Linked DNA regions of Homo sapiens: region 1 is linked to region 2. Evidence: read pairs that join two places in POLR2A ChIA-PET (ENCODE). Cell type or tissue: GM12878. All regions are shown on one strand. Links, peaks and the distances in the headings refer to the core of each region. The heading gives the core; the rest is flanking DNA.

Region 1 (5,444 bases), core at 184-5,183, 66 kb after region 2:
CTGGCTCACTCAGCCTCCCAAAGAGTTGGGATTGTAAGCATGAGCCACCACACCCGTCCTGATTTTCACATTTTTTAATGGTTGAAGACAAATTTTTAAAATATTTTATTATGTGAAAATCAGGCCAGGCACAGTGGCTCACGCCTGTAATCCCAGCACTTTGGAAGGCAGAAGCAGGCAGATCACATGAGGTCAGGAGTTCGAGACCAGCCTGGCCAACAAGGTGAAACCCCGTCTCTACTAAAAATACAGAAAAATTAGCCAGGTATAGTGGTGCATGCCTGTAGCCCCAGCTACTCAGGAGGCTGAGGCAGGAGAATCACCTGAACCTGGGAGACCGAGGTTGCAGTGAGCCAAGATCATGCCATTGTATTCCAGCCTGGGCGACAGAGCAAGACTCTGTCTCAAAAAAAAAATAAATAAAAAATACAATATTTCATTATATGAAAATCATGAAATTCAAATTTCATTTTAGTGAATAAACCTTTAATGAGAAACAGTCATATCTGTCTGTTAAAAAAAAAAAAGGTGGGCAAAGGACATGAGTAGACATTTTTCTTTTTCCTTTTTTTTTTTTTTTTTGACGGAGTTTTTGCTCTTGTCACCTAGGCTGGAGTGTAATGCCGCGATCTTGGCTCACTGCAACCTCCACCTCCCTGGTTCAAGCGATTCTCCAGACTCAGCCTCCTGAGTAGCTGGGATTACAGGCACCCACCACCACACCCTGCTAATTTTTTGTATTTTTAATAGAGATGGGGTTTCACCATGTTGGCCAGGCTGGTCTCGAACTCCTGACCTCGGGTGATCTGCCTGCCTCAGCCTCCCAAAGTGCTGGGATTACAGGCATGAGCCACCATGCCTGGCCCAACATTTTTCAAAAGAAGACATAAAAATGGCCAACGGTTATGTGAAAAAATGCTCAACATCACTAATTATCAGTGAAACGTAAGTTAAAACCACAATGAAATATCATCTAAGCCAGGCATGGTGACCCATGCCTGTAATCCCAGCACTTTGGGAGGCCAAGACAGCAGGATCACCTGAGCCCAGGAGTTTGACACCAGCCTGGACAACATAGAGAGAAACCACCTGTCAAAAAATACAAACATTAGCCAGGCATGGTGGTGCCCACCCATAGTCTCAGCTACTCGACAGGCTGAGGTGAGAGGGTCACCTGAGCCTAACAGTCCGAGGCTGCAGTGAGCTGTGACTACACCACTGCACTCCAGCCTGGGCAACAGGGTAAGACCCTGTCTCAAAACCAAACAAACAAACAAAATTAAATATTATTTTATCCCAGTCAGAACAGCTATTATTTAAAAGTCAAAAAAAAAAAAAACAACTATTGGCGAGGATGTGGAGAAAAGGGAACTCTTACACAATGTTGGTGGGAATGTAAATTAGTAACCGTCTACGGAAAACAGTTTGGAGATTTCTCAAAGAAGTAAAAATAGAACGACAATTCAATCCAGCAATCTCACTACTGAATATCTACCCAAAGGAAATCAATATATCAAAAAGACACCTGCACCTGTACATTTATTAAAGCACTATTTACAATAGCAAAGATGTGGACTCAACCTAAGTGTTCATCCATGGATGATTCGATAAAGAAAATGTGGCATATATACACGTATTCAGCTATAAACAAGAATGAAATCATGTCTTTTGCAGCAACATGGATGGAACTAGAGGTCAATATGTTAGGTAAAGGCCAGGCGCGGTGACTCACACCTGTAATCCCAGCTCTTTGGAAGGCCAACGTGGCTGAATTACCTGAGGTCAGCAGTTCAAGACCAGCCTGGCCAACATGGTGAAACCCCATCTCTACTAAACCTACAAAACTTAGCCAGGTAGAGTGCTGTGCACCTGTAATCCCAGCTACTCAGGGGGCTGAGGCAGGAGAATTGCTTGAACCCAGGAGGTGGAGGTTGCAGTGAGCGGAGATCATGCCATTGCACTCCAGCCTGGGTGACAGAGCTATATTGTTTAAAAACAAACAAACAAAAAACTTAGGTAAAGCAAGCTAGACACACAAAACAAATATCTCATGTTTTCATAAGTTGGAACTTAAAAAAATGTATACATATGAATGTAGAGAGTGGAATGACAGAACATGCAGACTCAGAAGGGTAAGGAGATTGCAAGGGTACATGAAGAGAAATTACTTTTGAAGGGCAAAATGTATGTTATCCAGGTGATAGGTACCCTAAAAGCCCTGACTTGAGCACTATGCAATCTATGCATGTAACAAAATTGCACTTGTACCTTATAAATTTTTACAAGCAAAAAATAAAATAAAATAAAATATAAAATAAAACAAAATAAATGAATGTGATGATGGCACCTGAGTCACGTGAAAGACAGCTGTAACCTAGGCAGCCGTAAACTTTGTTTCTCTGTTTATAGATTAGCCTTTTACCTTGCCTATATTGTTTTGTAAAATGTTGCAAATTATTAAAGAGCCCCGAGGAAGACCGCTTCCCTCTTCACTTATAGATTAACATTCCTCTTACCTTTCTCACACAAAAACTTCATGGCTATCACATTGTCTTAAGATGGGATGTTAAATACATTCTTTTTAATTGGAAAGGAAATAAAAACCAGCTATAAAGAAAAGAAAACAAGCATTATGGAAAAGAAAACAAAACTGCAACAAATTACATTGTTGTAACTCATAAACCAGTCTTTTATAGAAAATGTTATAATCCTACTAAATGTCTTTGTTATCTTTCTATATAAGTAAGAACTTAGCTTTTCGTTTAGGAACACTGACCCCATTTCTCTAGAGTCTTTGTGTCTCAGATGGCTATTCCCAGCTTTTTGCTTGAATAAACTCTTTAAACTGGATTCTGGTCCTTTTGATTATTTCAGGTTGACAGAAACAAGTAAGAAAAAGTATATGTGCTTGAATGTCCACTTGCTTTAAGCAGATTATTACGTTATGATGACTTGGCTTGCAGAGCAAAGAAAATATGAAAAAGAAGCACATCTCAATTATTCTTTCTGGAAGGAATCCAAGAACAACTAGACGAGAGATTTTATATGGCTGGTCTCCCATGGAAAACTGACCTTTTCCATTTTCAGTAACTCCAAGACCAGCTGTTCAGACTGTGAACCACAAGGGCGTAAAGGATGTCATTCTTATCTTTTTTTTTTTTTTTTTTTTTTTGAGAGAGCGCATCTCCCTCTGCCCAATCATAGATCACTCAAGCAGCATCAAGCTCCTAGGCTCAAGTGATCCTGCTGCCTTGGCACCCCAAAGTGTTAGGATTACAGGCATGAGTCACTGTGCCCAACTCATAGACATCTTTATAATTTTCCATTCTTGTGAATATTTGTATTTATAATGTTATTGGCTCTAAAAATTGATGCTATGAGAGTTTTTGGCAGATGGCAGTAAAATGTCTCTTGCTAATAAAATCTGCATATTACCATTTTCTGAAAAATGAAAGTAAATGGTTTATCTAACTGTTTCAATATGTATAATTCGGTTTCAATTTAAACAGGAGGAATAAGTACAATAATATAAAGATCTTGAAGATCCAAAAGCAAGTGAAACAAATCTGTCCTTCTACACAAGGAGATGCTTTTCAACCAAAATACTGTTTAGGGAGCATCGTAACATGTGAAGCAAAATTCTTTGTTGGTCTTAGGGCACTTAGTATTTCATATAATAGTTCATATGATCACCTACTTATTTATTATATTGGAAAGATATTGTCGAGTATCTCTGAGTCTTTTGATTATAACATGTGAAGGAAATAAAAATATTTTACCCCAAAATATATTTCTTTGCCATACTTTGAAGTGACCTGCAAGGATGTCTTTTGTGGGAGAAATTTGCATATGTCCATCTGTAGAGAATCTGCATTAATACAGCCAGCACTTCTCTGGATCCAGGAAAGATTAACAGAGTTAAAGGTCTGAAAAGGAACATTTACCATCTATTCTCTCTAAGGGCTCCTACCTGTGAGGTTTCATCTACATAACAAGACCACATTTGTTAGGCAAGCCTCTTCCTTTCTCCCTCCCGTGATCTGCTTTGCCACTAAAACCTGACTTACCGCTATAACTGATGATTATTATTTTTTTTGGCCATACTCTGAGCCCACATTCTTTTTGTAACCTCAAGATGTTACACAAGTTTTTGTACCTCACTGAGGGGTTGGGTCTTCATTCTGAAGGCTCACATGTATATACATTAAATACATTTGTATGTCTTTTCTCCTATTAATCAATCTGCCTCATTTCAGTGATTTTTCAGCAAACCTTTAGGAGGACAAGCCCCTTGGCTCCACATATGATTCACTACATAATAACTAACCTTTATTTACCACTAAAAATTTACAAAGAAATACTGCATAGAGATTGCTAATTTTTTTTTATTACAAATTTGGTAGTTTTATTGTCTTTGATTTTTTAACAATTTTTTTTATTATTATACTTTAAGTTTTAGGGTACATGTGCACAACATGCAGGTTTGTTACATATGTAGACATGTGCCATGTTGGTGTGCCGCACCCATTAACTCGTCATTTACATTAGGTATATCTCCTAATGCTCTCCCTCCCCCCTCCCCCACCCCACAACAGGCCCCGGTGTGTGATGTTCCCCTTCCTGTGTCCAAGTGCTCTCATTGTTCAATTCCCACCTATAAGTGAGAACATGCGGTGTTTGGTTTTTTGTCCCTGCGATAGTTGAGATTGCTAAATATTAATCCACTTTTAAAAACAGCAATTTTTTAATTATGGCGATTTCATCAATATAAAAATAACTACTATTGAGATGTAGAGGCCAGGCATGGTGGCTCACACTTGTTATCCCAACACTTTGGGAGGCCTAAGTGGGTGGGTCACCTGAGGTCAGGAATTCGAGACCAGCCTGGCCAACGTGGTGAAACCCTGTCTCTACTAAAATATAATAAAATTAGCCGGGTGTGGTGGCGGGCACCTTAATCCCAGCTACTTGGGAGGCAGAGGCAGAAGAATCGTTTGAACCCAGGAGGCGAAGGTTGCAGTGAGCCGAGATCGAGCCATTGCACTCAAGCCTGGGGGACGAGAGCGAGACTTCTCTCAAAAATAAAAAGAAAAATAAATATAAATATTTAGAGTAACATGCATACTATTTTTCATTTATTTTTAGCTTTCAATTTTTTATTTTTAAATGATATCAGACTTATTACAAAGTTGCAAAAATGGCATAAAAATTTTCTGTAGACTATACACTTCACTCAGTTTTCCTTAATGTTAACTTTTTTGTTGTTGTTTTGGTAGAGGCAGGGTCTCACTATATTGCCCAGGCTGGTCTCAAACTCCTGGGCTCAAGCGATCCTCCCACCTCAGCCTCCCAAACTTCTAGGATTACAGGTGTGAGCCACCATGCCCAGCCTTAACATCTTATATAACCATCATACAATGATCAAAAACAGCAAACTAATATTG
Region 2 (5,444 bases), core at 86-5,085:
TTTTTTCTTTTTTCTTTTTCTTTTTTTTTTTTTTTTTTTTGAGATGGAGTTTCGCTCTTTCGCCCAGGCTGGAGTGCAGTGGTGCAAGCTCTGCTCACTCCAACCTCCGCCTTCCAGTTTCAAGCAATTCTCCTGCCTCAGCATCCCAAGTAGCTAGGATTACAGGTGCCCACCACCACACCCAGCTAATTTTCATGTTTTTAGTGGAGACAGGGTTTCACCATGTTGGTCCGGCTGGTCTCAAACTCCTGACCTCGTAATCGGCCCACCTCGGCCTCCCAAGTGCTGGGATTACAGGCATAAGCCACCACATTGGCTTATTAGTGATTTAATATTTAATCTCCTTACTGATCTGTCCGAATTTTCTATTTCTTCATGATTCAGTCTTGTCAGGTTGTATATTTCTAGGAATTTATCTGTTTATTCTAGGTTATCCAATTTGTTGTTATATAATTATTCATAGTAGTCTCCTATGATCCTTGTATTTCCTTCTTTTTTTTTTTTTTTTTTTTTTTTTTTGACAGAGTCTCACCCTATTGCCCAGGCTGGAATGCAGTGGCGCGATCTCAGCTCACTGCACCCTCTGCCTCTTAGGTTCAGATTATTCTTGTGCCTTAGCCTCCTGAGTAGCTGGGACAACAGGCGCACACGACTATGCCCAGATAATTTTTGTATTTTTAGCAGAGACGGGGTTTTGCCATGTTGGCCAGGCTGATCTCGAACTCCTGACCTTAAGTGATCCACCCACCTTGGCCTGGGCCACTGTGCCCAGCCAATCCTTTGTATTTCTGTGTTATCTGCTGTAATGGCTCCTCTTTGGTTTCTAATTTTATTTGAGTCATCTCTCTTTTGTTCTTAGGCTAGCTAAAGGTTTGTCAATTTTGTTTATGTCTTCAAAAAAGTTTTGTTGATCTTTTCTATTCTTTTCCTATTCTCTTTTTTTTTTCCTGCTCTGATCTGTATTATTTCGTTTCTTCTACTAACATTGGGCTTAGTTTGTTCTTCTTTTTTGAGTTCCTTAAGGAATAATGTTAGATTACTTATTTGAGATCCTTCTTCTTTTTTAATGTAGGTATTTATTGCTATAAACTTCCTTGTTGGAACTGTTTTTACTGCATTCCATACATTTTGTTATGTAGGGTTTCCATTTTTGTTTGTCTCAATATATTTTTTTTAATTTCTCCTTCAATTTCTTCTTTGACCCATTGGTTGTTCAGGAGTATGATGTTTAATTTCCATATATTTCTGAGTTTCCAGTTTTCCTTCTGTTATTTATTTCTAATTTCATACCACTGTTGTTGGAAAAGATAGTTGACATAGTTTCATTTTTTTTAATTTTTATAAAATATACAAAAATATACATAGATACATATAATAGATTTTTATAATAAATACATTAAAATATACATAAATAGAGTCTTGATACGTTGACCAGGCTGGTCTCAAATTCCTGGCTTCATGCGATCCTCCCATCTCAGCCTCCCAAAGTGCTAGAATTACAGACAGGAGCCACCACTCCTGACCACATTGTTTCAATTTTTGAAATTTGTTAAGACTTGTTTTGTGGCCTAATATATGATCTTAGAGAATGTTTTATGTGTGCTTCAGAAGAATGTGTATCCTGCTGCTGTTGGATGGAATATTCTGTATGTGTCTGTTAGGTCCATTTAGTCTAAAGTATAGTTCAAGTCCAATGTTTTCTTATTGATTTTCTGTCTGGAAAATCTATCCATTGTTGAAAGTGCAATGTTGAAGTCTCCTACTATTATTGTCTTGCTGTCTACTTCTCCCTTCAGACCTATTAATATTTTCTTTATGTATTTATGTTCTCCAATGTTGGGTACATAATAGTGTGTGTGTGTGTGTGTGTGTGTGTGTATTATATATTGTTCCATATTACCTATTGTTCTATCATCTTGATGAATTGATCTCTTTATCACGATATAATGGCACTGTATGTCTCTTTTCACAGTTTTTGACTTAAAATGTATTTGTCTGACATAAGTGTGGCTACTCCTCCTCTCTTCTGGTTTCCTTTTGTATGGGATGTCTTTTTATATCTCTTTACTTTCAGTTCACGTTTATTCTTGAAGCTGAAGTGAGTGTTTTGTAAGCAGCATAGAGTTGAGTCTTTTTTCTATCCTTTCAGCCATTCCATGTCTTTTGATCAGTGAGTTTAATTTATTTAATGTAAAATAATTACTGAAAGTAAGGACTATTTCCATTTTGTTCATTGTTGTCTGGCTGTTTGGCAGATCCTTTGTTTCTTTCTTCCTCTCTTGCTGTCTTTCTTTGTGATATGATGATTTTCTGTAATGGTATTGTCTTATTCTGTTTTGTATTGCTATGAAGGGATATCCGAGGCTGAGTAATTTTTAAAGAAAAAAGGTTTCTTTGGCTACAATTCTGATGTTTGGAAAAGTTCAAGATTGGGCATCTGGTGAGGGCTTCCATTTATGGTAGGAGGTGAAGGGGAGCTGGAATATGCAGAGATCTCATGGCAAGAGAGGAAGCCAGAGGCGGAGGTGCAAGGCTCTGTTTAACAATTACCTCTCATGGGAACTAACAGAGTGAGAACACAGTCACCCCCAATGGAGGGCATTAACTTACTCATGAGAGATCTGCCCCCACAATCCAAACATCTCACATTACGCCCCACCTCCAACATAGAAAATCAAATTTCAACATGAGTCCAAAATACCACATGTTCTCATTTATAAGTGGGAGCTAAGCTATGGGCACACAAAGGCATACAGAATGGTATAATGGGCATTAGAGACTCAGAAGGGAAGAGGGTGAGAGGGGGCTGAGGGATGAAAAACTACCTATTGGGTACAATGTACACTACTCAGGTGACAGATGCACTAAAATCCTAGACTTCACCACTATCCAATTCATCCATGTAACCAAAAAACACTAGTGCCTCTGAAGCTACTGAAATTTAAAAGTTTTTTAAAAATTCAACATGAGGTTTAAAGTAGACAAACCATATTTAAACTATAACTAGATACGCTTTCATTCATTTCTCTTTATCTTTTACGTATCTTTGATAGGTCTTTTCTTTGTGATTACCATGAGGCTTACATATAACACCTTATAGTTATAACATGCTATTTTAAGCTTATAGTAATTTAAATTTGATCCCCTCCCCAACATTCTCTATATATATTTTAATTATGACATTTGAAGAAACTTGAAAAAAATAAATATTTTATACACCACACACACACACACACACACACACACACACACACACACACAAAGTCTTACTCTGTTACCCAGGCTGGAGTGCAATGGCATGATCTTGACTCACTACAACGTCCACCTCCTGGGTTCAAGCAGTTCTCCAACCTCAGCCTCTTGAGTAGCTGGGATTACGGGTGCATGCAACCATGCCCTGGTAATTTTTGTATTTTTAGTAGAGATGGGGTTTCACCATGTTGGCCAGGCTGCTCTCGAACTCCTGGCCTCAAGTGATCTGACTGCATTGGCCTCCCAGTGTGCCGAGATTACAGGTGTGAACCACCACGTCTGGCCACATTCTGTATTTTTGATGTCACAATTTGCATATTCATCTATGCTAAGAACTGACTCAGATAAGTGATGGTTTGAGATAAGCCTAGATAGGTAAATAGGACATGACAGAACTTTAGTCTTGTTTTTCCTAGAAGGATATAGAAAATCACTGAAGCAATTTAGACGAGGAAGTAATACTAGAACAGGCAATACAACATCTCAAATTCATTTTGAGTTCTAACTCTAAGGAACACATTTTGCACAGGTTTATATATATGTTAAATGCATTTTTCTTGGTGCAAAGTCATCAAAAGTACATACTAACAGAGCTTTCTTCTATTACATAAACATCTGCCATTTACAATAAACAAGGGAAGTATTAAAATAAGAGACAGAAGATGGTTTTCTTCAATTTATGTAATCTGTGTCTAGATATCAAGACACTAATAATCAACCTTAATCATTCTAATAAATTCAAGATATGGAACACAGAGGTGCAGATACACAACACAATTTGCAACACTTTTCATCTTCTCAACTAAAATAATCCATATAAAATTATGGTTATTTATTTTAGAGAAGGAGTCTCACAGTGTCATCCAGGCTGGAGTGCAGTGGCACGATTACAGCTCACTGCAGAACTCCTGGGCTTACGCAGTCCTCCTACCTCAGCATCCCAAATAGCAGGACTTCAGTTACACACCACAATATCTGGCTAATTTTTTTTTTGAGGGCGGGAGGCGGTAACAAAGTCTCACTCTTGTTGCCCAGGCTGGAGTGCAATGGCATGATCTCGGCTCACTGCAACCTCCGCCTCCCAGGTTCAAGCGATTCTCCTGCCTCAGCCTCCCAAATAGCTGGGATTACAGGTGCCTGCTACCACGTCCAGCTAATTTTTGTATTTTTTAGTAGAGACAGGGTTTCACCATGTTGGCCAGGCTGGTCTCGAACTCCTGACCTCAGGCGATCTGCCCGCCTCGGGCTCCCAAAGTGCTGGGATTATAGGTGTAAGCCACCGTGCCCAGTCAATATCTGGCTAATTTTTAAATTTTTTGTAAAGATAGAGTCTCACTCTATTGACCAGGGTAGTCTCAAACTCCCGGTCTCAAGGGATCCTCCTGTTTTGGCCTCTCAAAGTGCTGAGATTACACGGATGAGCCACTATACCCAGAACATACCTATTTATCCATTTAAAAAAATCCACATTATGTTTGGCCAGGTTTTACAGAGCACTTTTGATCACATTACACAATAGGAAGGGCAAGTAATACACCAATTTTTCACTTGTAAAAATGGAGACTCTGTGTTTTTTTTCAGCAACACTTACATAAACACAGTAGAAATGTAATACTTGGTTGTGGAATGCCTGAACAAATGAAAAATAAATACATATGTCTGTAATTTTTTAAATTTATTTTTAATTGACAAATAAAAATTATACATATTTATAGTGTATGACATGATGTTTTGATACATCTTTTTTTTTTTTTTTTTTTTTTTTTTGAGACAGGATCTGGCTCTGTCACCCAGTCTGGAGTGCAGTGGTGCAACCTCGGCTCACTACAACCTTTGCCTACTGAGCTTAAGCCATCCTCCTACCTCAGTCTCCTGAGTAGCTGGGACTACTGGCACCCACCACCACGCCCAGCTAATTTTTGTTATTTTTTGTAGAGACGGGGTTTCGCCATGTTTCCCAGGCTGGTCTCAAACTCCTGAGCTCAAGCAATCTGCCCACCTTGGCCTCCCAAAGTGCTGAGATTACTGGCGTGAGCCCCTGCACCCAGCCTTGATACATCTTTTTATATTGTGAATCCATTAACAAATTATTGTAGTTACAGTTTTTTTGTTTTGTGTTTTTTTTTTTTTTTTTTTTTTTTTTTTTAGAGACAGGGTCTTGCTGTCATTCAGGCTGGACTGCAGTGGCTCAA

Evidence for each region. ChIA-PET counts read pairs that join two places held together with the same protein. Peaks named below come from ENCODE experiments on the same cell type or tissue, not always from the same donor. Only the 100,000 strongest peaks of a DNase experiment are listed, where the experiment ranks them.
Region 1: POLR2A ChIA-PET joins it to region 2 with 5 read pairs; 2 of 35 experiments call an interaction of 5 or more read pairs at or near these places.

The regions. Positions count from the first base shown.
Region 1 is chr7:138,201,868-138,207,311 of GRCh38, forward strand. No RefSeq gene overlaps it. Among named protein-coding and RNA genes, the nearest start is that of MIR4468, 81 kb to the left of the region's middle. RefSeq lists enhancers at 3,514-4,379, 5,348-5,444 and a silencer at 3,896-4,190. In GM12878, for the core only: no CTCF peak of the experiment used is centred there; no DNase peak of the experiment used is centred there.
Region 2 is chr7:138,135,911-138,141,354 of GRCh38, forward strand. No RefSeq gene overlaps it. Among named protein-coding and RNA genes, the nearest start is that of MIR4468, 15 kb to the left of the region's middle. RefSeq lists an enhancer at 2,463-2,572. In GM12878, for the core only: no CTCF peak of the experiment used is centred there; a DNase peak (open chromatin) is centred at 2,161; H3K27ac peaks cover 1,356 bases.